3 separate regions of the Mus musculus genome follow, and regions 1 and 2 are each linked to region 3. Evidence: chromatin loops called from intact Hi-C (ENCODE). Cell type or tissue: left cerebral cortex. All regions are shown on one strand. Each heading gives the region's core, and the rest is flanking DNA. Links, peaks and the distances in the headings are about the cores only.

Evidence for each region. A loop is a pair of places that touch in the nucleus more often than their neighbours do. Peaks named below come from ENCODE experiments on the same cell type or tissue, not always from the same donor. Only the 100,000 strongest peaks of a DNase experiment are listed, where the experiment ranks them.
Region 1: a loop joins it to region 3, with 6 times the contacts of the local background. A loop is called at or near these places in 2 of 42 quality-filtered maps.
Region 2: a loop joins it to region 3, with 8 times the contacts of the local background. A loop is called at or near these places in 5 of 42 quality-filtered maps.

Annotation. Positions count from the first base shown.
Region 1 is chr12:26,780,127-26,790,187 of GRCm38, reverse strand. No RefSeq gene overlaps it. Among named protein-coding and RNA genes, the nearest start is that of 4933409F18Rik, 49 kb to the left of the region's middle. In left cerebral cortex, for the core only: no CTCF peak of the experiment used is centred there; DNase peaks (open chromatin) are centred at 4,408 and 8,480.
Region 2 is chr12:27,134,351-27,144,411 of GRCm38, reverse strand. Gm9866 (predicted gene 9866) reads left to right here. Exons shown (of 2, transcript NR_045870.1): 2 at 2,250-3,616. Among named protein-coding and RNA genes, the nearest start is that of Gm9866, 21 kb to the left of the region's middle. In left cerebral cortex, for the core only: no CTCF peak of the experiment used is centred there; DNase peaks (open chromatin) are centred at 3,891, 5,450 and 8,083; H3K27ac peaks cover 493 bases.
Region 3 is chr12:27,330,427-27,340,487 of GRCm38, reverse strand. It overlaps Sox11 (SRY (sex determining region Y)-box 11), which reads left to right. Exons shown (of 1, transcript NM_009234.6): 1 at 1-6,220. Among named protein-coding and RNA genes, the nearest start is that of Sox11, 7.3 kb to the left of the region's middle. In left cerebral cortex, for the core only: a CTCF peak has its summit at 4,590; DNase peaks (open chromatin) are centred at 1,548, 1,640 and 2,202; H3K4me3 peaks cover 1,995 bases; H3K27ac peaks cover 806 bases.

The DNA of each region.
Region 1 (10,061 bases), core at 909-8,908, 550 kb after region 3:
ACATGACAAAAATAGATTATTGAAACATAGTAGCTAGATATAAATTATAGATGATAGATGACAGAGAAACAGATAAAAGATTATAGAAGATAGATGAAGGATTGATAGATATAGATTATAGATAGAATCAGATGACAGGCTACAGTATTAATTAGCACAATGTGTCTTTTATGCAGGGCTTTTAAACTTTGCACTTATTATTGATTGCTAACTTGGTCAATACCTATAAATTCTGCAGGTTTGATGAGTTTCAGCAGATCAACAAAAACTCAAATCATATTCCCTGGATCCCTCCTGTCTGAAAGGATTTTTCTCAAGTATCCAAGATTATGTGTAAATTCTAATCTCCTCTCTTCTACCACACCTGGTTTCATGAACACACCGAGTGGATGTCCACTGGGCACGCGTCTCGGACTACAATGAGCCTCAAGGACCCTTCTGGAAAATGAATGTTTTTCCAAATGGTCACCTGATTGAGGAACAGCCAGGAGATTGGGGTTTTCTGGCACCCGCTGCCTGTCTACACAGTATGTCCGTGATTGAGGAACAATGGGAAAAATTGCTAAATCTGCAATTTTATTCAGTGCACAATTTTTCCCCTGAGGTCACAGTGATACTCAGGCTTCTGCATTTTATGGAACTCGCAATCGGATACTTTTCAAAGTGAATTCTAAATGACCAAAAGCTGCTTGATCAGAAGAATTCAATTTATAACAAGATTTGCCACTTCAAAGTCAATTTTATCTTTTTCTTACCCAGAGGCTGCGAATGAACCATTTCCAGCAGATTGCAGTAAGTTCTTACACTGGGTGCTTGCGGGCTGCAATTACTAAGAGGCAGGACCAGAAACAATCACCAAGGGAATAATGTTCAGCCCCTCTCCACGATGCCGTCTTTATCTCAGAGATGGGGTTCAGTCTTAACTTTATGTACCCAGATTCACCAGCATTTCCTTATTCAGCACAATTTAACTCTGGGCCTGGAGAGGTGGCTCAGGAAGAGTGCTTGCTGCACAAACAAGAAGACATATGCTCAGGTTTGTAGACGTAAGCTCAGCCCCCGGAACCCACGTGAAATGATAGGCACAAACACCTAGGTCTTTAACCCTCACACTGTGGAGAAGGGCAAATTCGAGGACTTGTATGAGTAACTGACTGCTAGTCAACCCAGTGGTAAATTCCAGGCTCAGTGGGTGACCCTGTATCAAAAGGTGGAGGGTGGTACAGGAGCATGCTCTATGTTGTCCTCCTGCTTCCTTGTGAGCACATGCATTTGCACACTACACACACACTGTATACACACATTATACATAAAACACACAAGCCATACTCAGGTGTATACAACACACACACACACACACCACAAATTCAACTCTTCTCTGTAACTTAGATTTATATATCACATAACCCACATTTATGGACCCTTTTAGCTTTGCAGTCACTTCCTATAGCCCTCAGACCTTCAACCTGACAGCTTGCTTAATTCTGTTTCATGGACCCTAGAAGGGATGTTGAAGGTTTTAGCATAACCCAGATACAGGTTCATGAGGGTCAAACTAATGCCAGGTAAACTCCTAGCTTCCCTCCACAGCCAGTTTTCCCTACAAGCCAGAGGCCATAAAAGAAAAATAGAAAATTCAGAATTCAGTAAAAGCTTGTCCCAATGACTAAAATTACTCTTCACTTAGTAATTTCTAAGGCAATTGAAAATGTTCTTATGACACAGATTAGATTAGTTATGACTAATGGTGTGTGTGTGTGTGTGTGTGTGTGTGTGTGTGTGTGTGTGTGTGTGTGCTCATCTGTTCAGACACATGTGGTAGACAAAGACTGACATCAGAATGTCTTCCTCAATCAGCTTCCCACCACACTCATATGTTAAACATGAAATCAGTTTGGAAACTGATTAATCAGTTATCTGAGAACTGCACACATACTGTTGTGATCAAATCCCCCCCCCCACCTCTCTATCTACCCTCCCTTGCCCACCCAACTTTGAATTTCCTTTGGGTCTCCTTTTCCTTAATTATTATTGTCATGTGTTTATATACATGTAAATATATAAATATAATCTATTGAGATCCTTTTGTATAGCTTGAATATACCTATTTTTGGGAGGGGGGGCTGGCCACTTAGTATTGGATAACCACTTAGGAAGCTCAGGTCTGAGGAGGGTTTATTCTTCATCCCTCAGCAGTCATTAATGGCAGAGAAAAGCAAACATTTTTTTAATATAAAAAGTAGTACAAAATTGGCATGTTTACACTTTTATAATTATTTTAATATCTACCTTTAAAATAGACTGTCACATTTTCACATATGCACATGTGTGTCAGATAATTTTGGCTTAATTCTAAAGCTAACTGAGATTCATACTATATGCTAAAAAGAAAACATTTTAGCACTTTCCTTATATCCATGTATAGTATTCTTTAAAACTACACCTAAACTTGACAAATGATAGTTTCTCAACACTTCCTCACAATATAGAACACAAAGCCTTATCATCGGACATACATTTCACCCTTTGATTCATTCTCCTGTCCTATAGTTTATTAGAATTTTGCTCTTGTTTGGTCTGTCATGACATCATATAATAGTCACTTGGAAGAAAATGGATTTTTAGTTGTTTCATGGCAGTGTCAATAATAATGACAACCATCTTGCCAAGGACATTTTTAAATATTGGGATGTTATCTGGCTCATGGTAGCAGATCCAATATAGACAGACAGACTGATTATAGACAGATAGATAGACAGATGGTGATAGATAGATAGATAGATAGATAGATAGATAGATAGATGCATACATGTTATATGACAGAATAGATTATTTGTAGTTATTATATAGATATAAATAATAGTTCATAATGGACTGATGGTAGATAAGCAGATGATTGATAAAAAAAAATCTTCATTTTCAACTCCAGCTCATATTTTATTATTCTTTGGCACACATAACCATCTGTAATGTCAAACTTCCATTCATATTTGAGAATATGTCTGATTTAATAAACCACATTTTCTCTATTGTCAGCTGTTACCTAAAGCAGGAATTATTTTTGGCTTGAAGTAGCCCTTAGCTTGTGCACAGGTTAATCTTCACTGTCAGCCTGAATGGTTTTGAAAGCACCTAGGAGTTTTAAAGGAGGTACTAAAATCCAGCCTGACTGTGGGGAGCACCATCTCACAGGCTGAGTTTCCATATGGAGTACAAAGGAAGAAGCCAATGGAACATTAGCATGTGTCTCTTTCCATTTCCTGATTGTATATATCACATGACCAGCTGCTTCCCATTCCTCCTATAGTCACAGCTACAAGCATTTTGACTGCATGTATTCCCAAACACAATGGACTCTACCATTGAACCATGAGCCAAGGAAACCCCTTCATTCCAAAGCCATTTGTCAAGTATTTTGTCATTACTACAGCTCGTAACTCAAGAGATTGCTCAAATGCTTTTCTTGAGAACTGTGACTACATTTCTATATAATGTAGATGTTCTTTGTGCATGATTTCATTTTATACACTACTAATCTATAGAACTGAGAATTTAAAATATTAATAACTATACATTTTTATCAAAGACATGATAAAATGTAGCTCTTATATTCTGTGGCCATGTGGCTGTATGATATGCATTAATCGGTTTTGGTTCTCACAAGCTGGAAACTAAAAGGTTATTGACACATATCTACTACACATATGGGTAAACACTATAAACTAATAATAGTTAATACACAAATGTGTTTATCTCTGGACAAAGGAGAAAAGTCCACAGATATCTGCTTATGCTTTCTGAAGAAGACTAATAAAATGAAGGAATTATCCCGAGTCCAGGTAAGTTTACCATTAACCAGTATAAAAAAGAATATTGCAAAGAAAAGGAGTCAGCATTTATAAACTACCAGAGCAATATTTTAAGCATATTCTACTCATAAAACCTGCTTCCTCACTTTTCCCTGTATCCCACAGGATATAAACATTAGCTTTAATGGAATGGTCAGGGACACAAAACAAAACAAAACAAAACAAAACAAAACAAAACAAAACAAAACAAAACAAAACAAAACAAAACAAAACCCATTCTTCCAGAGAAACGTTTCTACACCTTCACCTTGGACTTCAATTATGTCTGTGGTTTCATCAAGATATTCAAACTAAGAAAGTATAAGCCTTGTGCACTTATAAATTCTCTCTCTCTCTCTCTCTCTCTCTCTCTCTCTCTGTGTGTGTGTGTGTGTGTGTGTGTGTGTGTGTGTGTGTGTGTGTGTGTGAGTGTGTGTGTGACAGGCTGCTAAGATTTGGGGATACAGACATGTGAGCCTCTGAAAGTCCTACAGAAGGCTGGAAATGGCAAGTACTATACTGGAGTTGTGAATCCACGGGCTGGAGTCTTGACTCTGGCAATGATCCACTGGGAACATAAGCCATACTAGATAAAGCATGCTGTCAGTTCCTTTAGCTAGAAAAAAGAACACAGCTCTCATGAATGCTGAGATTAAGGGTTACTCCATGACTGGCACTAGGTGGTATACAGTGAGTGGCAGACATTGGGGACAAAAATATATGAGTCAAAATGATGAAGTTGGGAATGCTGTGAAAATATATTAGACGTCTCAGAGGAGGAGCAGAGATTGCCAGGCTAACTAGGAAAAGGAAAGACAAGACTCTGGAGGAAAAAAAAAATCCTAGCAGACTCCAGTCAGCTACCAGCAGGTCCCCAATGTAGAGAACCCACATGGTACCAGTGTCCTTACCCCTAGTGAACTTCTCAGTGTTATACTTTTACACAGTCTGGCATCTGATGCTTCTGATATAACAGCCTGTAATGATGAAATCAAAGAAAACATTTGTCTCTTCCAGTGAGAAGACCAAGCCGGACCACGTCAAGGCTAAGAGAACTGGTAGATCTGAGACTTTAAGTCAGGGTGGCATGGGTGGCCCTTTGCCCCTGCTGCTCAGCCCAGGCCTTTGCCCCTGCCTTTCAGCACCCCATCTCCACGTTTCTTGTACTTACCAACATGCTAGAACAGAAGTTTGTCCTCATATGAATTTGCCTCCTTTGGTAGCAGGAAAGTGACAGCTATTTCTGTGATTGGAATGAAAAGTCATGAGGGAGGAAGAGTCTCTCCACCCATCACACATGCCGGCAGCCTGCACTTCGGTCCATTGTCTTTGTCCCCAGATGTTTTGTGATACCTGCAGCTGTTGTCCAAAACCAGGTTAATTATAATATCCTTGATCTTCTATAAATAGCACACATGATATCTATCTGGTTCACACCCTATGTGCCCTGGAATGTGCATGCACACAGTGATGAACTATTCTAAGCAGTTGTCTTCGGGATGTCTTAGATGTCGAAGCAGGTTGTTGCTGTGCTTCTCATTTTCAGTTGAGTCCGGTGAACACCTTCATCCTTGCTTAGAAAGAGGATGGTGTGTGGTACACATGCAGAAGTCACTGGCCTGAAGGACAATAGCTTTTACATTCAGGACAATATTCTAGGGAGGTCAAGAGGTTAAGAGACACACTCCTTTCCCACTGCAAGTATCCCACCAGCAGATGCCAGAAAAGCCCTGCTGTGAATCAGCGCAGTGCCAAAGGCCCAGCCTGGTCTTCTAATTGGAAAAAAAGCCATCCAGCACATGAAACCTTTTGCTGGAATCTTCCAACAGAAAGCAAATATTCTGCTGGTGATCACATTGTTTTCTCTTGCTGCTGTCTCCCTACAAGGATTTCAAGCAACTAGGAACCACGAAGGACAATAAGGGAATAAGAGGATGTTTTCTGCAGCCGTCTTATATGTTTTGCTATTGGCCACCATGCGTGTTTTGGTATTTAAACATTTAAACAAAAGAAATGCACTATTTGAAAACACAAAGAACTTTATTCTTTCTCACCCAGATGTATAAAGTTTGGGATTGCATATCTTATTCCTTGCTAAAATATGGAAATTAGAGTTTGGTGAGGAAGCACTTGGCTGGGATACATGCTTGCCCCTTTTTCTCGGCCTGCTGTCTCGCTTGTGAGAGTTCATGGAGGGAAAATGCCTTTAAATACCATTGATCTAATAATACACCACATGAGATCCAATTCTTGGCAGAGAACACCTTTTTGCACAAGTACTCTTTGTCAATCAAATGCTTCCATGAAGTAGTCTGAGTAACAGTAGTAACAGAAGTCACACCATTTTGTCACTGCATACCACAGACACTGTGATGTCAACCAATCTGTCAGCATTGAAATGAGGCATTTGGAGAAAAAAAAAAAGTCAGACACAGCATAAATGTGGCTAATGCCACCACGCTATAAGTTGTGCTCTGGTGAGCATTTAATGTGCCTGTGTTCTGAGTGTTGGTCTCCTGCTAGCTCTTTCATTGAAGTCAGATTAATTTCCCAGAACTACCTGTGTGGAGAAGATGACATTCCCTTTTAAGAATATAGGCAGGAACAGACTAAACCCAGCTACCTCTCCTCTTTTAATACCCATAGGAAAGGCTTGTTCCAGAAAACTTGGCTTCCATGGCTATGAACTGTCTCTTTGTTTGCTTTATTGCTTATTAGATTAGGCTCTGATTATGTGGCTGAGGCTGGCCATGAACTCACAGTCCTTCTGCCTCAACCTACCCATACAAAGCTCGATTGCAGGTATGTGTCTGCATGCAGGTTTGAAGCAAGGAGACAGACAGTCCTGGGATTTGAGATCATGTACACTGTGACCCACACAGATGGCAAAGGAAACTGCCCCAAGCCCTTCTAGTTCTGCTTCTTCTATAGAATAGGAATAATTGTGCAAGTCTTAAGCTGGGAACCTGAATGCCTTCATTCCCCTGATGAGGTAGTGGATGCTGAGTAATAAAACTGCTGCCTAGAGAGGGCCCACATTAGCATCTATGTCCCCACTTGCCTCTACAATCTTTTATTATCATTTTCTGTTTCTTTAAATAATAGTTTTTCCTTGTTACCCACTTCAACTGTAGCTTCATCAAATTCAGGCAAACTGGAAGGATGTGAGTAAGACCCAAAACTTGGAAAAGCTCATCCTGGAGATGTGGATCCCACCATCAGTGCTGATTTTCTGGGGGATTTTCTATTATAAGCTATAACTCCTGAGGAAAGAATTTGTGTTTAACTAGGAACTGAAAACCTGAAATAGTTGTATTTGGGGAAGGAGATGAGGAAAGGAGGCATATGTAGCCACGGCCATGCCTCTGAAGTCATGCCATATGGGAGAATATTTCCTCTGGAAGTAAGGCTAGCCATGCTGATATGGGTTATCGAAATGACTGAGATTTCATCTGTATAGTTGCTTCATAGCTAAAAGTATCCATTCAACCAGATGGGCTTGGAAGCTAAAGCATTTGTTTCTAAGGTCTCTGAATTTCAAAAGCCCTTTAAGATCAGAGCAAGGGGGTTAGAGGACTCTCAAGAAAGAGCTCATCAGCTTCTACCTAGAACAAGAGCTAAATTCCACAAGAGCCTGTCAGGACATTCACTGGCCCAGGCCACATTCCCAACTGTCCGTATTGAACTAATGGCCTGCTAAGATTCGGATAAAAGTTTCCCAAAGACCACCTCTATGTGAACACTTGGTTCTTAGCCCAAGGGGGAAAAGGCAGGGGATGGTGCTAGGGCCTTGAGGAAGGTAGTTAGTTGTTGGAGTTGTCTTCTTGGAGAGCATACTGGGAGCCCCGAACTTCCTCTTCCTTTGTCTTTCACATTCCAGACATGGAACACACAGCCTCATCTAGGATGCACTCAGATCGCTGTAAGCCACATCTCCACAGGTCCAAGGGTATTGAGAGACAGCCAGCCAATCAGCCATGGACTAAAACCCACAAAGGGCACCAAAACAAACCGTTTGTCTTCTTAAGTCAGTTGTCTCCAGTGTTTTGTTACAAACGGGGAGAGCTGGCTGACACAGAGCCGGTTAGAACCAGAGCTGGCACACAGGGAAAAATGAAATCCCTGGTGACAGAAAATGTCAGGGGGATGTGGGACTCAAATATTAAAGAGTTTCATTCACATTTCAAGGTCACTGATGAGGAACAATGAGTGTATTGTGGGAATCACTGAATTCAGAACCTGTTAGAGAATCAGGATGCTGGTCTGATCTGGACACTGGTTGTTAGTGACACCTTGGATGTTAAGGCTGTAAGGATACTGGGATTGCACAGAGTCTAAGTATACACATGCATACACACACACACACACACACACACACACACACAAACACACACTCTCACCTATCCCAGGTGCAGGCAGGATGACAGTGCTGCCTTGGAATCCAGAATCCAGGGCAAGTACAACTAACTTAGACCACAAAACACTGAACAGAGAGCACCTTCAACTCCAAGGCAGCATGCCTCAGGCTGGTCACCAGTGCGGATGAACAGTTGGATGGCTGTGGGCTGAGAAAGATGGCAAAGGCCAGCTGTTCTGGGAAAGGAAGTTCTGCAGAAACAGGTGCCAAGCCATCTGTGGTGGAGCAAGACAGATGCCTCACTGAGCTCATGGCAGCCCACGATGCTGCCTCTTCTCCCAACAGAAGCTGCATGGAGAGGCAATAGGAACAAGCAGGAAGGGACTTCAGGATCTGAGCGAGAGGAGGCATGCAGGGAGGTGCAGAAAGTGGTTGTCTTGAATAGGAAAGTACTTGGAAGAGAGTGGAAGAACAAAAGCAGTATAGCTGCATGGCAGGATAGTCAGGGATGGGTGAGGGAGGCCACAGACACAATTGTATGTTCACTTGGAAGTGTGCAGGTGAACCCAGGGTTTAGAAAACTATACCCTAACCTTGATCAAGTGGAATACCTCTCTCTAAATTTAGGACAGGGGAACTTGTTTGTCAATCTTGCTTGCCACAAACATGAGGCCTGCACATGATTATAGCCTGTGATCACAACCTCACTTCATATGCAAGAAAATCTAAGGCAAGTGAAAAGAGAGAGCCTGAGGCACTTGATCAGATAAACACAGTTAGTGAGAACTCAGCCTGGTGAATGACTGGCACAGACTAGCCTGTAAACTCTATGCACTGGCCAAGGCCTGCAGTACCCAGGCTCACAGACCACATACAAGGACTCTGAATAAACTAATCTGGGTTGTGGGTTTGACTCTATTCACATATGTCTGTGCCTTTTATGCATAAGAACAAGCTACACATTCTCAGATAGCACTACGAGGACTTGATAAAAATTTAACTTAACTTTAGTTCAAAAGCAAACTTTGGCCCAAGTGACTCCAAGAGCAGTATACCTCTACATAGATATTCTGTTTCTTTACCTGGGAAGTTGTAAACAAACCAAAGTACTTACAGAGCATGGGTGTCTTGGAGGAAGTATAGCCAAAATAGATAGATAGATAGATAGATAGATAGATAGATAGATAGATAGATAGATAGATAGATAGATAACTCTTACTGTGTCTGCAGCTCTGGGGTTTCCTCTACAATTTGCAGGCAGCATTGCATATGTGGCCATCAAATGAGCTCAACTAGCAAGAAAGCATCCTGTCCTCCACAATTGTCCCCATAACCCTGTGCGTATGGGGCAAACTGTGCATCCTGTATGTTTCAGGTTCTTCCCGAGACTTGTAAGTTGTATTTTCTTTGCTGGAGCCTTGCAACTCTTGTTTATTTCCTGTGTCTCAATGAGGCTCTCTCCTGTAGGGAAGGCCCCAGTCCAGAAGGAAGAACAATACAACATTGAAGCATGGGCGTAGGGAGAGAGGGTGGGAAGGGTGAGAGTGGATGGTAGTGAGGTAGGGAGGGGGTTGGTTGGGGAGGGAGTATTCTGCTCAAGACAGCTCATTCCCAAGCTACACTTCAGGAAGGTCACCATGGAGACTGCTTGCAGGGGCATGTGTGTGTAAGAGGGCCATATAGCACCTTCATCCACACTTTACACTCTAGAAGTCACAAGATACTCTCTCCCCTCTGAGGTCATGAAAGGAAGTCACAACAAACAAAGCCTGGAGAGATGTGGCCACTGCACCTAAACTCTTCAGAGACCCCCAGACTAACTTAATCCTCAAGCAGGGATCATGGGGAGATCACCC
Region 2 (10,061 bases), core at 1,264-9,263, 200 kb after region 3:
GATCTGGATAAATCCCATCATGGTTAGCATGCCATCTCTGAGCAGGTAGCAATAAGATATTCATGGACACCAGCCCAAGGTTGAGATGAGGGCCCTAGGGAAGAATCTACAATGTCTGGAATGGAGACCTCAATAGACACCAATCCACATTGTCGATGAATTCTGAGGTAGGAGTGGAGTTGATTTAAAAAGTAACCAGAACTCCCAGGCCCTCAGCCCAAACTTGAGGGTAACCACCACTCCAGTGGGATGCCTGCACTCTGGGAGCCATTTCTGTGACTCTATAGGGATATAAGATGTCAGGAAGGCGAGTCCAGATCACCTGTGGGGATTCATTACCATAACATAAATGTACCCAATGTGACTGTCTTCATAGCAGACATACTGGCAAACACAGAAGATGCCTTCCATCATTCTGGTTTAAGGGATAAAAGAACATGATGTGGCTCACATTACACACCTTGGATGGACAGAGGGCGTGGCAACATGAAAATAGTCGCTGAAACAAAATAAGTGCGCTCACTTGGAGATTCTCTTCCCTCTCTCTTGATTGACTGTTGAAACAGCCTTGGGGATCTGGTCTCAGATGACCTTGAAGCTAGGTGGTCAGCACAGCCTGGCAATGGCCGTGGCAGAACACACACATCCCTGCTTGTTGATGGTTTCCCGCTGTGTGTGCCCCCAGGTGCTCCCAGAACCCATTGGACACTGTTCAAAAGTGGCCGCTGCCAGGTCCCTCTGCCCTAGCGGGCACTGTGGACAACAGCTAACTATGCTCTGGGAAATAGCAGCTAGAAGCAGGCAGCTCGTTTGTCTTGTCTGATGTGCTCTGGTAGAAAAGCCCTGGTGTGCGCACTGCATCTTATTACAGTGCCAGTAGAGACAGGTCCCCTCTGAGGGCTGGCTCACTGTTATCAACCCCCTTTCTGCGGCATCTCTCTAGACATTTCCTGTCAGGTCCCTTTTTTGTATGTGTGTTCCCTAGTCCTGTGCTAACGAGGATCTTTGAAAAATGACTGGTATGGTAATGATCTACGGAACTTACCGGAGATAGCAATTAAACATGGTTAATGGCTGAGGTACACTGACACATTAAAAGGCCTGCAGACGGCGATTTATGAAGACAGCTCTGCCGCCTACTTGGTATCCAACGCCTTTCTCTAGTCTCTGCTTAGACGGGCTGGTCTCCCTTTGGAAACATTTCCAGGCCCCTTTCGGTATCTCCAGTTGCCAGGCCACCAAGAAAAGCACATTAACCACTTTTCTGTTCATCCTGGTGTTTCGCTGCCTCACAGTCCTTCCTGAGGTAGGCTTTGTCTTCATGAAGCTCATGTCAGGAGTGCAATTTTCAGGAAAAAGAAAAAAGATATCAAAAGAGAAATTGTTGGGGTGGGGTGGGGTCTAGAGGGATAGATGGCTCAGTCAACAATGTTCTTCTCACCCAAGCATGGAGGATCTGCATTTTTGTGCCCACATAAAATTCCAAGCTTGGTAGTAAGTCTATTACTATAACAGAAAGCAACTTGGGAAGCAAAGGGTTTATTTCAGCTTACTGAAATGTCTATTATGGAGGGAAGTCAGAACGCTAGCTCAAAGAATCTGCAGGTAGAAACTTAAGCAGTGACCATGAAGGGGTGTTACTTTCTGATTTACTGTTGGTGGCTCACTCAGCCTGCTTTTTTATACAACCCAGGATGACCTGCCTAGGGGTGGCTCCATCCACAGTGGGCTGGACGCTCCCACATCAATCAATATCCAAGAAAATGCCCAGCAGACATAGCCACTGGCCAGGCAGATGGAGACAATTCTTCAGCTGAGTGAGATCTCCTTTTCCCAGGTGACTATAGTTGGTGTCAAGTTCATAAAACCTAAGCAGTACAGTGGCACACACTTATAATCCCAGGGCTGGGGAGTCAAAGACAAGAGACTCCCTGGGGCTTACTGGTCAGCCAGTCTAGCTGTATTGGTGAGCCAACTCCACCTTCACTGAGAGCCTTTGTTTCAGCAATAAGTTGGAGAGGTTGAAGGAGACAGAAGACATTGATCTCTGCCCTCTGCATACACAGACACACATAAATTTGTAGCCCCCACCCATGCACACATACCAAGAGAACTTTTAGATTTAACGTCGGAGATGAGTTTTATAGGTGTGTGAAATAATGTGCTAACAATATTGGAATGAGTCACTGGGTTTCACTCTCCTAAACGCTGCTGATTTCTGGCTATAACACATATTCTGCTTTCTGCAGGGAAAAGCGGAGCCCTGTTCAGCATTGGTCACCAGGTTGCAGGGGCATCACTTCCTTTATCCAGCATCCTGCCTCTGCACCATGTGAAGAAACCAACCCACTTTCCAATGGCAAACCCAAGTTCATGCAGACCATATTCTCCAACGTCTGTACTTCCCCTACCAGTTGGATCTGTGTTCTTTTGCAGTTCTGGGGACTTTTCAAGACTCTACTGACTAAATCTGCAAAGAGTGCCGATAATGCAACTCTTAAGCTGGCTTTCTGAGCTATCATGATGTCTTTCCCTCTCTTTGTGCCCAAGACCGTGTGCTCTCTTGCCTTTGAAGATCCATGATGTTTGAAACTCATGAGACCCAAGGCAGAAGTGTCCAGACAACTAGGAGCTAAGTCAAGCTGCTTGCATTCGCAAGCCAGGACTTGACTGGAGGGAATACAATAGAGGTGCAGACACTTCTGTGCTAACCTGTGAGTGCCTTTGGACCATGAAAATAATGTGTCTGTGGGAAAGACAATGGGTGGTTGCTTGTTGATGCCTCCTGGGGTGCTGTTTGATGAGCTCTGAAATACGCACTCTGCTCACACACAGGGTCACAGAAGGCACGGGGATCTTAAGTGCACTCGTTCTAGGGTCATCAGTGAGCTGACACTATGTGCAGATGAGCCCCTCTGCTTCTCCTGGAATCATCATTAGATGGCCAGGAAGGATCTCCGTGTTGGACTCCTCCATTCTGATACATCCTGTCTTCAGGGATAGAAAATGTTCCTGGGGGAACACGGGAGCTAAAGAAACCTCAGCTTTTCTCGAGTGTCTGGATTATTCTGAACTACATGGATTATGTTCAAGCCCAGGATGAGTGGCTCAAAGCGTGGCTGTGAGTGAGTGAGACGAAGAAAAATTGGGATCATATTTTATTCAACCAAGAGAAATGGAATCCAGCATAGTAGATTTCATGTTCTTGGGAAATATGTCCTGTCAATGGTGTTATTGAGAAGATAGGCAGAGAACACGTTCTCCCAGACAAGGAAGAGAAGAAGATGTGGCCTTGGCTTTGTGAGCTGTGGCAGGGAGGGACCTAGCATGGGAGCAAAGGTCTCTGGAAGCTTCCAGACAAACAAGTGTGGGTGTCGTTTGTCAGCTCCCTGAGAGTGGGTATCGCAGAAGACTTCCTGTGTTTTCTGTGGATAAATACACAAAACTATGCATTACTGCAACACAAGCAGGCTTTATACATTTCTTTGGTTTTAACAATTGCATTAGAAACTTTGCTCTCCCCTGAATCCTAAGAGGTGTGTTGTTGTCGTGGTTGTTTGTTTTTGCTTTTTTTTTTTTTTTCAAATAGAGACAAATACAGGAGAGAAGGAAGCGCATGGCCATTGCCTGGTTCTCTAGTGCGTTGGGAAGATGTGGCAAATGGTCTCTAAAGGATGGAGAGGTGACAGGTGTGCTCACTCAGGACCTTGAGGCCTCAGAGCCCATCAGGGAGTCCCCCAGCCATGGCTGGCTCTGCTTCCATTCACTCAGTTGGCTGGGCTTCCCTCCACCCCTTCTCAGCAGCCGGTTATTAAGTGGGGAATAGTAACAAAAGCACATCTCAGCCCTCGGGCATTCTGCATTGGTGGGCGTGGACGGAGGAAACCTCAGCCTAGCCATTGTTATGAAGCCCAGCAGCTGGCAGCTCTGGCCAGCTGCACCCGCTTCACAGGGGCTGCTCCCAAGCTGCTGCTGCTCTTCCAGCCTCATTCAAGGCCAAGTGGGACCATGTGCATGCTTGTTGTCCCCTAGGTTTGTCAGGAAGTGGGAGGCCATCTCAAGGGCAACAGCCTACCAGGTTAGACTTCAATTTGCATTCAAAATGACTTGTCTCAAGGTCAGATTTTCCGTGGACCAGACTTTAGTTTTTTTGTATGTTTGGATGTGTTGGCGAGCATACGCTCATGTCTGTGTATGTGCGTGTGTGTATGTGAGGGAGGAGGAGGAGGAGGAGGAGGAGGAGGAGGAGGAGGAGGAGGAAGGGAGTAAGCACTGATTTATTCCCAAGTCTGTCTTTGGGAAGGATACTTTGTGGCTGATACTGTCCCCTTGGGTTACTCTGTGAATTAATATGCTTCAGGCACACACATGCATAAACGCCCCATGCCCACCTCCATCCTGACGTGATAGATGGCAGGCTCGACCTGGGGCCCAGAAGGTCACACTGTGTTAACGAATGAATCTTGACCGTTCTTTCACTATAGCCGCCAGGAGCCCCACACCGCTCCTCATTCCTTTCCAACGCAGCCTCCCCCATCCTGAGCAGCAGCTTCCTTTGTTAAGGGCCCAGAGGGCAGCTGCTGACTCTAGGGCTGGAGGGAGGAATAGAGGAAGAAGTCAGTACAGGCCTGACCAGGCCTAGTGGCTGGTTGCCAGCAAACAGCCCCCAACAAGCTCCGCTGTTCCCTAGGTAGATTTTTTTTCATGGATGCCATACATTTAGAGAAGGGGGTAGAGTCTGAGAGTTAATGGACCCCTCATAGATTGCATACACATTTTAAAAATTATCAACTGCGAATATCCTGTTAAAAGCCCACATTGCATTACTTGAAACAGGGATCTGGTGTCCCGCAATGTCACAGGGCTGCTGCAAGGGAGACAGGCTTTGTTAGCCTCCATGTTTTCCCTCCTACAGCTGCCCTGTCCAGTCTCTGCTCTGCCTGACTCAGCTGGAGCACACTGGTGAATTATGCATCACTGGGTGGGAGGGGAGAGGGGAAGGGGAGAGAGAGAGAGAGAGAGAGAGAGAGAGAGAGAGAGAGAGAGAGAGAGAGAGAGAGAGAGAGAGAGAGAGGCTGAACCTGTGGGGCTGTGTCTTTAGCATGGGGAGCCCTGCAGGCTTGTTTGTGCCTCCCTCCTACCACCATCCAAACAGCAGGCTAAGATGGTGGGTCCTATAGAAATGGGATGGCGAAACTACAACCACATTAGAGATGTAGTCCAGGCCATTCTTGTTCCATCTCCTCCTGGGAGCTCTGTCTGGTGGCCTCTCCATATGTGGGAGCATTTTTTAAAAATACATTAAACGCTGTCATTTGAAATGAAGTGGGATGTGCGGCTTCATTCCTGGAAGTTTCAAGAAAAGCCCTTTTCTAGCTGTTTTCTTTTTTCCTTATTTTTTAATTTTTTAATTTTTTTGCTTTTGGAAAGGCGATGCCTTCGCCTCCAAAGCTGTGTTGGCTCTCCGAGCCATGGTGGTGTTCTCTCCACTTCAAAAATACACAGGGACATGTGGAAGCATTCTAATTTTTTTTTTCAGATCCCGAACCATATGCACCAAATTTTCACAGACTTGATCTCAATGTAGATAAAAGTGAGAACCCCCGAGGGGGACCATGCTGTAGAAATCCCTGCATTGTAGACTCTAATTTAATCATCCCTAGCCACAGAATTTCTTTGCATAAATTACGGCCTCAATGATAACATCGCTTTCACAAAAGGTGGCCTCTAATCGATTTGACTCTCCTGGAGATGGCTGGGCTCTCCAAGCAGAGGAGTGATGCACCGTTCCAGAGAGCTGTGGATTGCACCCGGGGCTTCGGAGGCTGAGTGGCCCCTGATGGCTGTTTGCTTATTCAGCTGATTTCACTTTTCACCTTGACATTTGCAAACTGGTTTTTATTTTCTGGGAATAAAGGGTTATTGGCAACTGCCTCCACTTGGGCACCCGGAGGAGGGGCATCTAGTGGATTACCTCAGAGTGGAAACTGATGGTAGAAGCCTTTTTCAGCACACATTCTTCTTCTGTCTCCTCCTCTCTTTTCTTCCAGCCATTGGAAAACTTGATTTTTTTTTTTACATGTCATTTTTATGCTTTGGGGTATGCTCAAATATGACCAAGATCAATATCCACCAAGCTATGATGAACACTTTCTGGCCTCACTTTCTTCAAGTCTTTCTCTGGACCATGAAGAATGCTTCGAAAGCTTTGCTCTAGAAGGGAGACCATCAGTCACTGTCTGCATTGTGATGACTGAGGGCACTCTGGAGGATCCCTTTGAAAGAAAGTGTTGGGGGAGATTCTCATAGAAGTAGCTGGTCTCCATTCTTGGAACTTTACCCCACCAAGGACTTGAGACAGAAGGAATATAGGGACTGACTGAGTAGTGCACCACTCTTGTCTTCAACAGGGTTCACTTGGAACAAATCTTCATTTTTACATGTTCCCAACTGAAGGTTGCTTCCACTTTCAGAATTCTGAAAGGAGGCTGAGCCTCACACACACACACACACACACACACACACACACACACACACACACGTGTAAAGAAGGAATTACATGTATGCTGAAAAATCCATCAGGCACAAGCACACAGCTGGTATTTAATAAAGATGGGAGACTGGAGTGAAAATTTTGCAAGCTGTCACAGCCCTATTCATGAAAGCAAGGACTAGGCTGGGGAGGTGTTTCTGTGAGTAAGAGAGTTTCCTGAGTAAGCAGGAAGGTCAGGTTTCAGATCCCCAAACCCACATAAAACCTGGGTGTTGCTGCCCATACCTAGAAACCCGGAAGGAGGGTCAGAATGATTGCTGGGGGGTTGCTGGCCATCATCCCTGCTGAATGGCAGTGAGTGCTGGGTTCAATCAAAGATCCTCTCTCAAGGAAGTAGGCAGTTAGTGTAAAGCAGAACACCTGACATTCCTCCTCAGCCTCTTTACGTCCGTGCAAGGGCTCAAGCACCTACACAGATGTGTACAGGAATATGCTAAACACATGGACTGCCATGATGATAAACAATGCAGTTTGTAACCCTGTTACTACAATAACATCATTCCTGATAAAACATAACTAGGAAGAAATGTAGATATTTATTCTTGGGGCAAGATAACTGGAGACAGGACATGTATGCGCGTATAAGCATAGACAAATTGCAGGTGCAGGCTATTTGAGGTTGCTAGCCTGCTGTCTACACTGTGTCTACACAGAGGGGCCAGAAGCCAAGATGCTGAGAGTAATGACACAGAGAGCCTCAGATGCCATTTGGATAGTAAAGGATTTTATGCAAACTTTGCTTGTGTATAAATAGGAGGGTGCAGGACAGAGAGAGGTAAACAACCACAGTGATAACTTAAAGGCCAACAGCAAATGGTCCTCTCCCCATTATTCTCCCTTGAACACTGACTATGACATTAAGAGCTGGATCTGTCCTTCTGTGTCCACAGTGTGTAACTTGATGTAGAGAGGCTGAGAGCTCTTTCCTGGGAAAACTTGTCAAGGTGGGAGCCTTGCTTGAGTTGGAAGAAAGGCTAGAACATTCTAGCAATGGGTCTTAGCCCAACACTCTCCAATTTTCTTTGTATATACTTCATACTATATACATTTTCCTATTACTCTTTGCGTTAAGAAAGGTGAATCTGCTGAGATAATCTTTGCTTGCACTTAGGCATAGGATGGAGTGTCCATGGAGGCCACAGGAAAACACCAGATGTTTTCTCAAGACAGCTTTCCACTAGAATTTTAACGACAGAATTTCTCAGTGAACTTAGAACTCATGAACTTAACTAAGCTATCTCAATGAGCTCTAGGTACTCTCATGTCCCTGTCCCCTGCCCCCCCGGTGCTGGAGTCATAGACAAACATTAGCGGCCCCAGCTTTTTACAGGGTACTAGGAACCAGAATGCAGAGCCTCAGGCTTGTACCATAGGCACTTTACCCACTGAGCCACATCCCATCCTGGATGGGAGACTCTTCATCTGTAGAGTTGCAAAGCTTCCTTACAGAACTAGAGCGAGGAATGCTGTTTGGCAGGAAAATCCTGCAGCACACACAGAAGCTTAAGAAACAGCAGCGATTTCCTGTCCGGGGTGTGCACAGCAGCCTTCTGTGCCGCTGCTTTCACAACTGTGGATTTAACGATGTCAGATTGAAAATATTCAGGGGAAAAAAAGTTCCTCTGTACTGAACACATACAGATCTGTTTCCCTTTGCCAGAGAAGCCCAGTGTAAGGCTCATTTGCAGAGCTTTTACACAGCTTTAGGTGTGGTAAGCCGTGGAGAGAGAGTTTAAAGCACACGAGAGAATGCGATAGGTTACATGCGAGTGTCACACCATTTTATATAAGCACTTGAGCATCTGCAGATGTTGGCATCTGTTGAGGTTCTGAGAACTAATCCCCAGTGAAAACAGAAGGCAGACTGACTGTTACTTGGTGTCATGCCTTTTCTATTATGTAAAGCAAGGATATTCTTCTGGATTAAGCATTAAATGGCCATAATTGCAGCCGATTTAAAATACAGATAAGACAACTTCTTAGCTTTACCACCATTCAATGTCTCAGACAAATTAGACTCCCTGGGTCTTTCATTGTAAACAGAGTGACATTAGACATAGCCCTGAAATCCTCAGCAGAATATGGAAGCTACTTGAGCAGAGACTCTGGGTAGGGGGTGTGGGTTTTGAGAGAATTGTATGAATTGAAATCTTAACTCCTTTTTATATGTGGTTTGCCCTACAGGTGTGCGTAGGGGTTGGGAGGGGCAGAAGAGGCAGTGCCCTGCTCCTCGGTGCAGTGTGGCCAAGAAACCAGTTGTTCTGATGCTGAGTCTGTTCTCGGGCTGTCCTCCTAGAGTGTGCCCCACCAGTTGTTCTGATGCTGAGTCTGTTCTCAGGCTGTTCTAGAGTGTGCCCCCCCCCCAACCAGGCCTATAAGCTACTAGGTCTCTACTACATCTACAGGGAAGAGAGGGGAAGAAGTGAGGGCCCAAGCCCGGCTCTCCTCCCCCAAGCTAGCTCCTTCCCCTTGCCATAGACCAGTTGTCTGTATTGACTCTCCTATGATTCTGAAGTCCATTCTATAGAAAACAGGTCCTGGAGCAGGGGAGACCCTTTCAGCGTCACACTGTCATAAGCACAATCAGATCAACTAGACAGCACAACCAGGCAGGCTGGAGAGAAGTGGAAGGAAGTGGAGTTCAGAGACTCCAGTAGATTCTAAGTAAACTCAAAGGCTGATTCCAGTGTGTGTGTGTGTGTGTGTGTGTGTGTGTGTGTGTGTGTGTATGTGTGTGCACATGTGTGTGTGCCTGTGCATGAGTGTGCTCGTATACCCTCATGTGTCTGATTGTGCATGTGTATGTGGAGACCAAAGATTGATATCAGGTGTCTTTCTCCATTGCTCACCTCCATTAATTTTGAGACAGGGTCTCTCATTCAATCTGGACTTTGTTGATTTGTCTAGACTGCCTGGTCCATGGGACTCAGGGACTCTCCTGTCTCTGTGGTCCCAGCACAGGGCTTTCAGGCATAGGCTATATCATATCACTTTTTCTATGAGTGCTAAGAATGTACACTGTCAACTGCATTATCCCCCCCCCTACCCAGGTCTCCTCCCTAGCTCTCCATTAGGAAAGACCATGACAGCATGACCCGGTGGGGTGACTAAAGGAAGCCTTGTCCTTTGGGATCAGTGGAGGGAAGCAAGTTGTGCAGACAGCAGGAGCAGGCTGATCAAAAGGCTGGGCCCAAGGACAACAAGAGACAAGCCAGGTAGACAGCAGCTGAGGTCTGGGCTTGAGAGTCATTTCAACCAGAGTCTATTGACCTGAGTGTCAGCTAGCTAAGCCATATATCCACAGGGAAATAATAGCTCAGCCTTGTTGCTCTGGGCTGTGGGCAGGTCAATAATTACCACAGAAAGAGCTAAAGAGTCTGTGGAGGGAGAAACATCCAAACACACAGTGGCAGTATAAGATCTTTTAGAAGTTGTGAGCTTGTTCTTTAACTTTTCTTTCTGAGCTCATCCTACAGGGAAAATATCGACTTTCTACCTGCCCTGGGGC
Region 3 (10,061 bases), core at 1,010-9,009:
TACAAATGTGATTTCTACTTGGCAACCTTTTTTTGGTAACTCGTTCCCTTATACCTCCTTGATTGAATACCTTACAGCCTAGACCTCAGTACAAAAAGGTATTGAAACATTTTTGATACATAACAGACCTCAATCTTTTTTAAAAATTAATATATTTTCAGGCGTATTTTTGTACAGTGAAAAGGGAACAATCTTGCTGTGTTTTTTCAGTAAGACTTTCAGGCACTTCTTCCCTTTTGATTTCTTTTTCTTTTTTTCTCTTCTTGTTTTTGTTTTTCTTTTTTGTTTGTTTTTTTAGCATGCAAATATGTTGGTACGTTATGTCCTGGTTTAAAAGGATTAAAAATTTAAAAGTAATCCTTGCATCTAAAGGCCTTGTGGTTTAAAAAAAAAAGCAAACTTTTTTGTACAGCTATAGTAGAGATTTGTTCAATATTTGTAGGTAAAGATTTATTGAAAATGGTGACCTAGACCTCAGAGCTGTTCTTAGTTTAAGACTGTATGTACTGTATCATAGTAGGACCTATGTATCTCATCGCTGTGATGTGTGGACGGGGCCCCAGACAGAAGGTTTGAAACTGGATACGCGATTTTTATCAAAAAGAAAAAGGAAAGGCACATAGTTTAAAATTTTCTCATTTTGTGCAATATAATTAAATAAACAGACCATTGCATATTTAGTAGCAAATGGTGGCGAAGCAGACTCAATGCACTGTCGAAGTCACCGCCGGGGTTTTTGGGTTTTTTTGTGTGTGCTGAAGTCTGTGTCTTGATTTTAATAAATCAGCAGGATCGGATAGAAGCTCGCATGGCCCTTAGTCTCTCCCGGGAGCCGCGTGTTCACCGCGCAGCGGACGCGGGTGGCGGAGGGCGGATGCCGCTTTTTGGAGCCCTTAGGCTGCCATAGGTTGCAGCCCGGTGTCCTCCCTTCTCACCCCGCCCTGCGTCTCCATCCCCGCCGTGGGCTTCGCGCTGGTCCGTGCCTGGCGAGTCTGGAGCTAGTGTCCACAGGGCTAGGCCTCCGCTTCTGGCTTTGGGTTTTTTCTGTTGTTGTTGGTTTTTTTTTTTTTTTTTAAATCTCCACCCCCATCCGCGGGCGGCATCGCTGCGCGCGCGCGCGCGCGCTCAATGAGATACGAGTGGAGAGGGCCGCGCCCTTCAGCGTTATCCACGCGGGTGGGGCACGAGGAAAGCAAATGCGCCTAGAGCCGCCTTCACGGTGCAGGATGGCTTTGGTTTCTTTGATGGAGCATTTGCCTCCAGGGGCCCGGTCCAGCCCTCCCCTCCCCCACTGCCCCCTCCCCCCCGCCAGCTTGTCCCTCGTGGTGTCCCGCGCGCAAGCCCAACTCCCCAGGGCCGCGACGCACGCGACCGAGGAGCCCTTCAGCAGTGAATTGAAACTCGGTGCCCAACAGCCCGACTCTAGACCCACAGAAACCATTACGGCGCGGGCGCTGACCGCGGGGACTTGACCAGTAGGGATCCAGGTCGGTGCCCCACGCAAGACAGGCACTGCAGATAGAGAGCTCGCCCTCACGGAGCAGCGCGATCTCATAGCGCGTGGGTGGGGCGGCGACCCGGTGTGGCTTTTTCGGGCTTCCCTCGCCCACCCCTCCCCCACAGCGCCCTGCTGTGAGCCACGCGGGGACCTTTAAGCCGCGAATAATTTCACCAGCGGTTTACTGGGGACAGATTCTGAAGCCTAAGGAAAAGGCATTCTGAGTGTCTTGAGTTCTTAACATTTGCATGTGTTCCCGTTTCCCGTCGGGCGTTTTCCATGGTGAGGAAGGAACTTTTAAATAAATTAGAAAAGGAGTGAGGATCTGGCTTCAGAATGGAAGCATAGCTGCAATTTGTATTTTAAAATTATGTGGCCGAGTTTCTTGGTAGGAAAAGAAGAGACAGTTCTTGGTTGGAGATCAGGAAAAAAAGAAATCTTTTCTTTCTTTCTTTTTTTTTTTTTTTTTTTTTTTTTAAATCCCAGTTAGAACTCAGGAAAGGCGCTTGAATGCGCTTTTAACAATATTTAAAGCGGTTTCGACGAATGCATTGTGAAGACCATTCCCAGTGAACTCTATTGAATGTCTAATACACAAGGTATTCCAGCTACTGGCCAGGCTTCAATAAAAGGTTAGCTGCATTTTTTTTCCTCCTAAGTAAGTCTTATTTTTAACTGAGCATTGACAGTATCTTAAAATGGTAACGTGGGCGTGGGCGTTGTGTGCATAGCAGTCTAGCCGGTTGGGTACCCTGCTCCTGTACCTAGTTCACAGACTCGAGTGCATTTTTTTTTGGCGAGATTTCCATCTTTGAAGAAACAAAAAAACAAAAACACCTGAACCAGCGTTCTCTTATTCTTTAAGCTGTGGAAATAATTTCCAGTTTCTACATTCTCGATATGCATCCTTATTAAAAAGATAATACGAATGAAAGGCAGTGTGCTTAAAGTGTGCTTTGCAAATACATGTTATGAATGACTACGGTCACTGGGCAAATTATTTGTAGAATGATTAGCCTTTAGCTAGAAAAAAAAAATCATTGCAGCTCTTTTGGGCCTGGATGGTTCTTTTTAATGTTAATGGAGGGGAAGTGATTTAAATATGCATGCTCTTAGCAGTCAGGATCTGACTTAGTTGTTTTGAGAGAAAAAAAAATCAAAAGGCAAGGTCTACTTTTTTTCTCTGGGAATTGAAACCACAATCATCTTGATACTAGAACAGTGTAAGAAATGAACATTTGTTCTTCACTTCAGAATTCAAATGAGTTTTGCCCAAGGAATCTGGGAAATAAGGCAAATAAGTTGCTCAATTTTCAAGTAGTCATTCAATAGAAATATACTCCATCACTCGGCTTTCTTATTCTCTGATGGGGTATTCTGTATAGTCTCACTGTTTTCTCCTAATGGGCATATGTATCTTTGTGGACACTTGGAAGAGAGGTTTTCTTGTACTCTCTCATTTCTAGAATCTTTATACTCTTTTTCCTGCAAGGTTCTCTGCTTTTAACAGATTTCTGAGGCAACTATATTTGTGCTTTTTTCTTATGTAGGAAGACCAGCGAAACTAGCTTACTGAGTTGTCGATTTTATCAGTAGATAAAGAAACTTTGTTTATTACAGTTTCAGGGAAGGTTTTTCAGGATATTTCTCAGTTATTCTAAGGGCCAAATTTTATATATAAAAAAAAAAAAACTTCATTAGGAATGTCAGTTTCAGATACCCTTTGTATAGCCTGTGGCCTGCAAGCACGACAGGACTGAGCCTTACATGTGTCCGAACAGGAATTCATAAGTCCCCAAAGTAAACGTCTCCATGTAACGATTCTTGACGTGTTTCTCTGAGAGTTGGCTTATTTTGATTATCAATTCTTTCTCACTGTCCATTCCTATTGATTTATCCTGCCATATCTCTTTGGGTTTGATGAGCTCAACATTTTTTGCTCTTTGATAACAACTCAGGTTTTGGTTTGGGGTTTTTCATGCCCCCTTTGTGTGTTGCTTATGTTTTCCACCACAGTATAAAAGTACTGAAGCCAAGCCACTTCCCATTCATTCCTTTACTGCTGCCTCCCTTTCCCCAACTCCCAACTCCTAACACACCTTCATTTTTTTCCCATCGTCTTCTTCTTCTTCTTTTTTTTTAACACTACCTAGATGCGTTAGCTGCCTGATTAGTTTATCTATTCCATGTGGATGCAGTGAGTTTATAAGAGAATTTCACAAACAAGTAGTTTTTTAGTGAACTTAAACAGAATTTTAAAGGAGACCTATTTTTATACTCAATAAAAGCACAAAACGTGCATAAAATATAGCATGGCGTACAAAGGGAAATCCACTCATAACGTTCCATGTATAGAAGTAATAATTTTCTTGGATAGCGATATTCTTTGAAGACCCAGTGCCTGTCTGCCTGTGCCCAGACAGGGTGGTTTCCACACACTGGGAACTTCCGGTTGCCGGCACTTGACAAACACAGTTCACCACAGCCACAAAGAGCAATAGGTAGGAGCTGAGGTGTGCCTCCTGATGAGCAGTCGGCCACTAGGCAACCTGGATGTGCCCATGTGGAGGCTCCAGCCTCACTGTTTGATCAAACTTCTTTTATGTAGTCTCTTCTGTGAAAAAAAAAAAAAAAAAGACCAAACAAAGCAATAGGACAAGTTTGAAAATGCATTTGAACATAGGATTTCCTCCAGGGTCCTCAAAGAGATTTTAAAAAAAAAAACAACAACAAAAAAAAACGTGACACTTAAGTTTAGTAGGCACATTACATTCCCCTCCCCTTCAAAAACAGAACGACTGGAAATAATCAAGACATAGCGTAAAAAGAATTTTGATCAAATGGATATTGACAAAGGGCCCTCGATCCCATTTCTCTTCACCCAGCTTGTGTTCAAAAACCTTATGCCTCGTCCCCTGAATCACACAGGGAGAAGCGTCCTATGCCATTGTCATGGACTCCCCACTTTGTCTACTTTTGCTCTTGTACATATGTTGTGGGTATCAGTTGTTCCCATTTGTTCTGTAACACCCTTGTTTGAATGGACTGTTTTGAAACGGAGGCCTGTGTCTCAGGTATGGGACACCTAGTGGTCGTGGCAACCCATCCCGTGATGCTTTGTTTCCCGGGACAGAGCCACCTGAAGTCTGAGAGTAGTTATCAGCATGGCACTGTTAACAAGTGTTCTGTTTTCCAAGGCCGAGAAAAAAAGAAAAAGAAAAAAGGAAAAAAAAAAAAAAGCAACTTTCACAGCTGCTCCAGGTTTGGGAGAGGAATAGCTGGAAAGCCCTTTTGTTTAGAAGTCTGAGTGGGTTATGGGGGGACTTTTATAGAGTTTGCATGCCAGCGCAGGACCTGTTGCTGTCAGACAGAGAGAAGGAGAAGCTACCTGAGGCAGTGCGCTGGGGGACTACGTAAGTGTCCCGTAGCACTAGGGCAGCAAATGCATGGTGAAGTCATGTCTTCTGGTAGAGGTTATCTAGCATGCAGAGTGTAGTGTGTTGAAACTGTATGACGTTGCTGTATCAAAGTTGTAAAATTAAGCATTATTTATTGAAAACTATGTATTTTTTTGTAAAAACCTGATCACACAAGAGAGTATCAGTGGCTTGTGCTTTGTGCTTCAATCAAACCAGCTTCGTGACCGCCCTCCTTGGAATGCAGTGTTAATGCTCAGGGTTGAATTCATACACTCCAATGTCTCTTTTTGCAGGAGTTTTTCACAGAGGAATACATTTGTTCAAAAGACCAATAAAAATCGTGTGATCAATCTCCACATGTGGCTTTTATGTGACTTTTTTGTTTTGTTTTTGATTTTTTGTTTTGTTTTGTTTTGTTTTGTTTTTTGTTTATCTTTCCCACTTTGCATTGGGTAACTACTGTGTGACTCCTAAAGTGTTGTCTCGAAGCTGAGAGATTTGAAAAGTCTTGGTGTCTCAGCATCCAACCAGGACCCACAGCTTGGGCAGGACTGGGGCCCTCAGGAAGTGATGCTTAGGGCAGGCTGCGAGCTGCCCACAGTGGAATAAGCATGGTGATCGTGTCTTGGTATTTTTAACTGGCCAATAGAGTAAATAAAAAGCATAGGCAAAGTATAGAGGGGTAGGTTAGCCTGTTTGTCAGAGTTAGAGGATGAAGGGATTATTCAGGGGCAGTTGCTGATGTTGAATCCAATGCCAGCAAACTCCATTCCTCAGTGTCTTTTTTTTTCCCCCTCTATAAGCAATTTACATTGTAAATGTATTTTGACATAGAAACCATTCTGTATTGAAACTCTTGCTATAAGATGTTTTTATGAAAGCCTGTAAGTGGTCCTTGGAATTATTATCAGATTTTTTTAAAGATGTGTTTACATGGTGAGTGTTTGTTGCATATTAATTAAATTTGGTTTTGTAGAAACATCTGTGTCGTATCATGACGGATCTCTATGGGCACGGCTTACACACTCACATGCGTGGCTCACACACCCACTTCTGGGCCCCTGGTAAGACCAATGTCAACTTTAAGCAAAAGAACAAATACCCAGCTCCATGTGTTGGACAGCTCTCTGGTTTTTATATAAGACATTTTTACTTCATAGATGACTTTCAAAGGGTGTCACCCTTTCATAGGATTTGACTTTTATTTTGAAAGAAAACAAGATAGACTACATACAGCCTTTCATCTTAAAGTAGATGTTTTTTTTGTAAGAATTCAACAAATAAATTCATTGACATTTCTGGCTAAATTTCTATTGATAAGACTTTTTTTTTCCCTATGCTTTTGAACACGATAAAATCTCCCAGCAGATGTAGAATGTACTGCAGGGTGGGTGGGGATTGCCTGTCACACACCATGACTATTCCTTCACATAACCACTGTACCAACTTTGAAATTGGCTGGTAACTACAGCTGGGAAAGCCCCCTCCCTACCAGAGTGTAAACAATTACAAGAATTGAGGAACTTGGTGAACTTGAGGTAGCCAATCCAATTTTTGACATCAGTCAAAGCACTAATTTCAATAGAATTATTTCTTTTAATACTCCAGGGTCAACAGGAAAAGAACGAGGTCCCAGGGAAACATTCTGCCATGTTGTACATTATCTGCTAGGGCCCAGGACAAAGTTTATGGTGACCTGTGAACACACAGCTGCACTGAATCTAAGGGGTGGCATATAGTCATCAGACAATGTGGTCCCTCAGGGATGGGGATGCAGCTCATTTGCTATGGTGTTTGCCTGATGTACACAACATTCTTGGTTTGGTCCCCAACATTGCATAAACTGGGCATGATATCACTTGCCTGCAATCCTAACACTTGGGAAGGCAGCGGCAGGAGAACCAGTCAAGTCAATCTGAAGATAGTAGGCGCCAGATTCAAGTCAGACCCTTTGGATCCCCTTTTCTAGGAAGCTCAACCAGCTGTCTTTCTGACTTCATACACCCCTGCCTGAAGGACCTTCCATTCTCTACCTCCTCCTTGAACAAATGCCCCTCCTTCCTGGGACCCCAGAGAGAAGGCTTGCTGGCTACCTGCCTCTGGAGCGAAGCTGCTCTGTTCTGGGCCCAAGAGTTGAGGGTGAGGACAAACAACTCAAAAGTTGGTGCTTTGCTGGCCAGGGTTGAGTTGGGGAAATGGGGAGGAAGTAGGAAGGGAAGACTGTAACCTGAAATGTCAGAGTCCAGACACCAAGAAGAGTGGAGAAAGCAGAGAAATCATCCAAGAAGCATCCCGAGCCTACAGTTAGACAGAGCAAAGTCCCGGACAAGGGGGAGCCCCCTTGACGCCACCCTTTAGTTAGGCTGAGGTCACTGCTAGCTCTTGAAGTTCACTAGGCATCTGTTAATTCACTCCACACATACACACTTAATTTTTGCTTTGAATGGCAATATAATCAAGCAAAAATGAATCCACTCCCTTGGGGGGTGCAGTTTGCACTAAGATATCAATGGAAGCCCCCCAGAATGAGGCCTGGTAGTGGGTATGGCGTGTGACATCAGCTTTCTTTGTCCTTAGTCCAGCAAACATGTACACAGGCCTTGCTGTCATAAAGAAAGGCAAAGGGATTCCTGTGTCCTTACTGGTCACCACAGCTGATTATAGTTCCAGGTTTGGAAGAACCTGAGTTGTTCATCTTTCCCCATATATGTGGCCATACATCTATAGCCATATTTTTCCCGGGATCCTTGAGAAGATGTACATGGAGTTTAAGCAGCTGAAGCACTAGGAAGGCAGGTAACACACCTAACACACCGGGGAGTACACGGAGGGAGTTACCAAAACTCACACTAAGTTTTCCTGCACTCACAAACTGGATATTGGGCTGCCCTCTTTACATTTTAGATTTGTTTATGAGACACTTCCTCCTTGAGACATTTTTGGGGACTTCGAGGTGGTTCACAGAGTTAAAGGCATTTGCTGTGCCTGAGTGGGGTTTAATCCTCAGAATCCACAGAAAGGAGAGAACCAGCTTTACAAAGCTGTTCTCTGTCCCTGCCACACATATCACACACACACACACACACACACACACAACTATGGTGCGTAATCAACAAACCAACTGGAATGACTGCTAAGCTTTCTGCTCAGACAGAACCTTTATTGCTTCCTATTCTAGAAATTTCTCCACCCAAGTGCTCAACCGCCTGGCTTCCCCTGTACCTCTAGGTTTCAAAGAGTGGCATCAACACAACGAACTCCTCAAATACTGTTTGTTCCTCCTTCCCTCCTGAGAGTTTGGTTTTTAGTTTGCTAAACACATAGGTTATAAGTATAAGTAGACATGTAGAGGGGTGAGTTGAGAACATGAAGCCAGAGTCACAAGGAATGTGAAGAGATGAAGAAAGAGAAAGAGGAAGGAAGGGGAGTAAGAAAGGTAAAAAAGAAAAAAGAAAGGTTAATTTCACAGGGACAGTATAGAAAGCATTCAAAGAGCTCACAGCCAGAGACTGCCTTGTGTTGAGCGTTGAGATACGCATCTGAATTCAAATCATCCCCAGCTCATCTCTGTGTTGTGTCATATTGTGAAACTCAGGCTTCAATGCTAGAGAGGCTAAGTCATCAGAAAAAGCTCCAGTCGGGCTCATCCTGTCATTTACAAGAAAGCAGGAAAGTATGAAATCCTGTCCTCAGTCATTCACCTCCCAGTTCTAAGCAGAACTGAGTTCTGGGGAGACCACTTTGCCGAACTGCTCTTCCCTCAGGAATGCTTTCCTAACACAATTATGTTTGGTCCAAGCTCTAGAGCCTTTTGATTTGTAATCAGATAGGGTGAACATTTTCTTCTGTCTGGTGCCTGGGGACTTCTCCTGAGCAGGCAGTCTTCATCTTCATATAGACCAGAGTTCAATCCAGTGGGTTTGCAGAGACAGCTAGACTGGTTCAAAGAGTTTATTGAAATTGAGAGTTTGAGCCTAGTGGACCAGGAGTTATAGGGTGTCTGTATGGAGTGGGTAGAGGGCCTTGGGGAGGAGGAGTAGCCTGAAACAATGGATGCTTCCTAGAACTGATCCAGACTGTAGGTCCACCACCACCTAGGATACAGTGAGACAGTGTTCTGCACTAGGGTAAAGAGAAGATGGATTAAGAGAGTTACTCATAGAAAGGTGAATATAAGATGCAAGGAGAATAATATTTGATTGCATTCTGGTTAAGAAAAGGGGGTCAGGGAGGAGAGAGGTGTAGTCAGTAACCCCAACATCCATAGGGTAGAAGAGGCGGTGGCAGAGGACTGCTGAAGGGATGGTGTGAAGAGAAGCCTGGACTTAGTGTCTTTGGCTCTTTCTGATTAGATCATGTGGGTGCAGGCCAAGTCTTGAGCCTGTGATCTTGGGGCCTCGGTACAGCTGGGAGTGAGAGCCTAAGGTGACCTGCAGCGTTAGGAGCATACACTCCACAGTCTGAAGAAGGTGGTTTTTTTTTTTCTTTTTCTTTTTTTTTTTTCTCTTTTTCTCTTTTTTCCGGAGCTGAGGACCGAACCCAGGGCCTTGGGCTTGCTAGGCAAGCACTTTACCACTGAGCTAAATCCCCAACCCCGAAGAAGGTGGTTTTAACTGTTCTTCTTTCTAACCTAAAGGGTCATTCAGGAACACGAGATCCTCCAGTGGCAGCTTCTCCTGGAGCTCCCGCCAAAGTCAGTCCTGGGGGCGGGGCGGGGGTAGGACTGTAGTGTGCTGGCTGCCCAGACTCACTGGCCTGCACCCCAAACCTATGCACCAAACCCACCAAGTGGACAGGGAGAATAATGGGATTCCCACAAGCTCCCCAGAACCAGGGTACTGGAAAGATAGGTAGGTGTGGATAACTGAGCTACAAAACCAGTCAAAAAGAGACAGAAACAAGACTCCTGGTTTGGGCTCAGAGCCTGACAACAGGGAAGAGCTGAGCATCTCTGACTTCTTTGTATTTCTTTCCTCATAAGGGGGCAAAGAGCAACTAACTATATGCAGTTAAATGCAGGGGCAGGAGTCTGCTCTCCCTTGTACAGTGGGTTTTCAGCCATAGTTTTAGGTTTCAGTAATGTCTGATGGTTCCATTCACCGGCTTAAAAAAAATAACCAAGATCTCTAAATCCACCGTGGAAT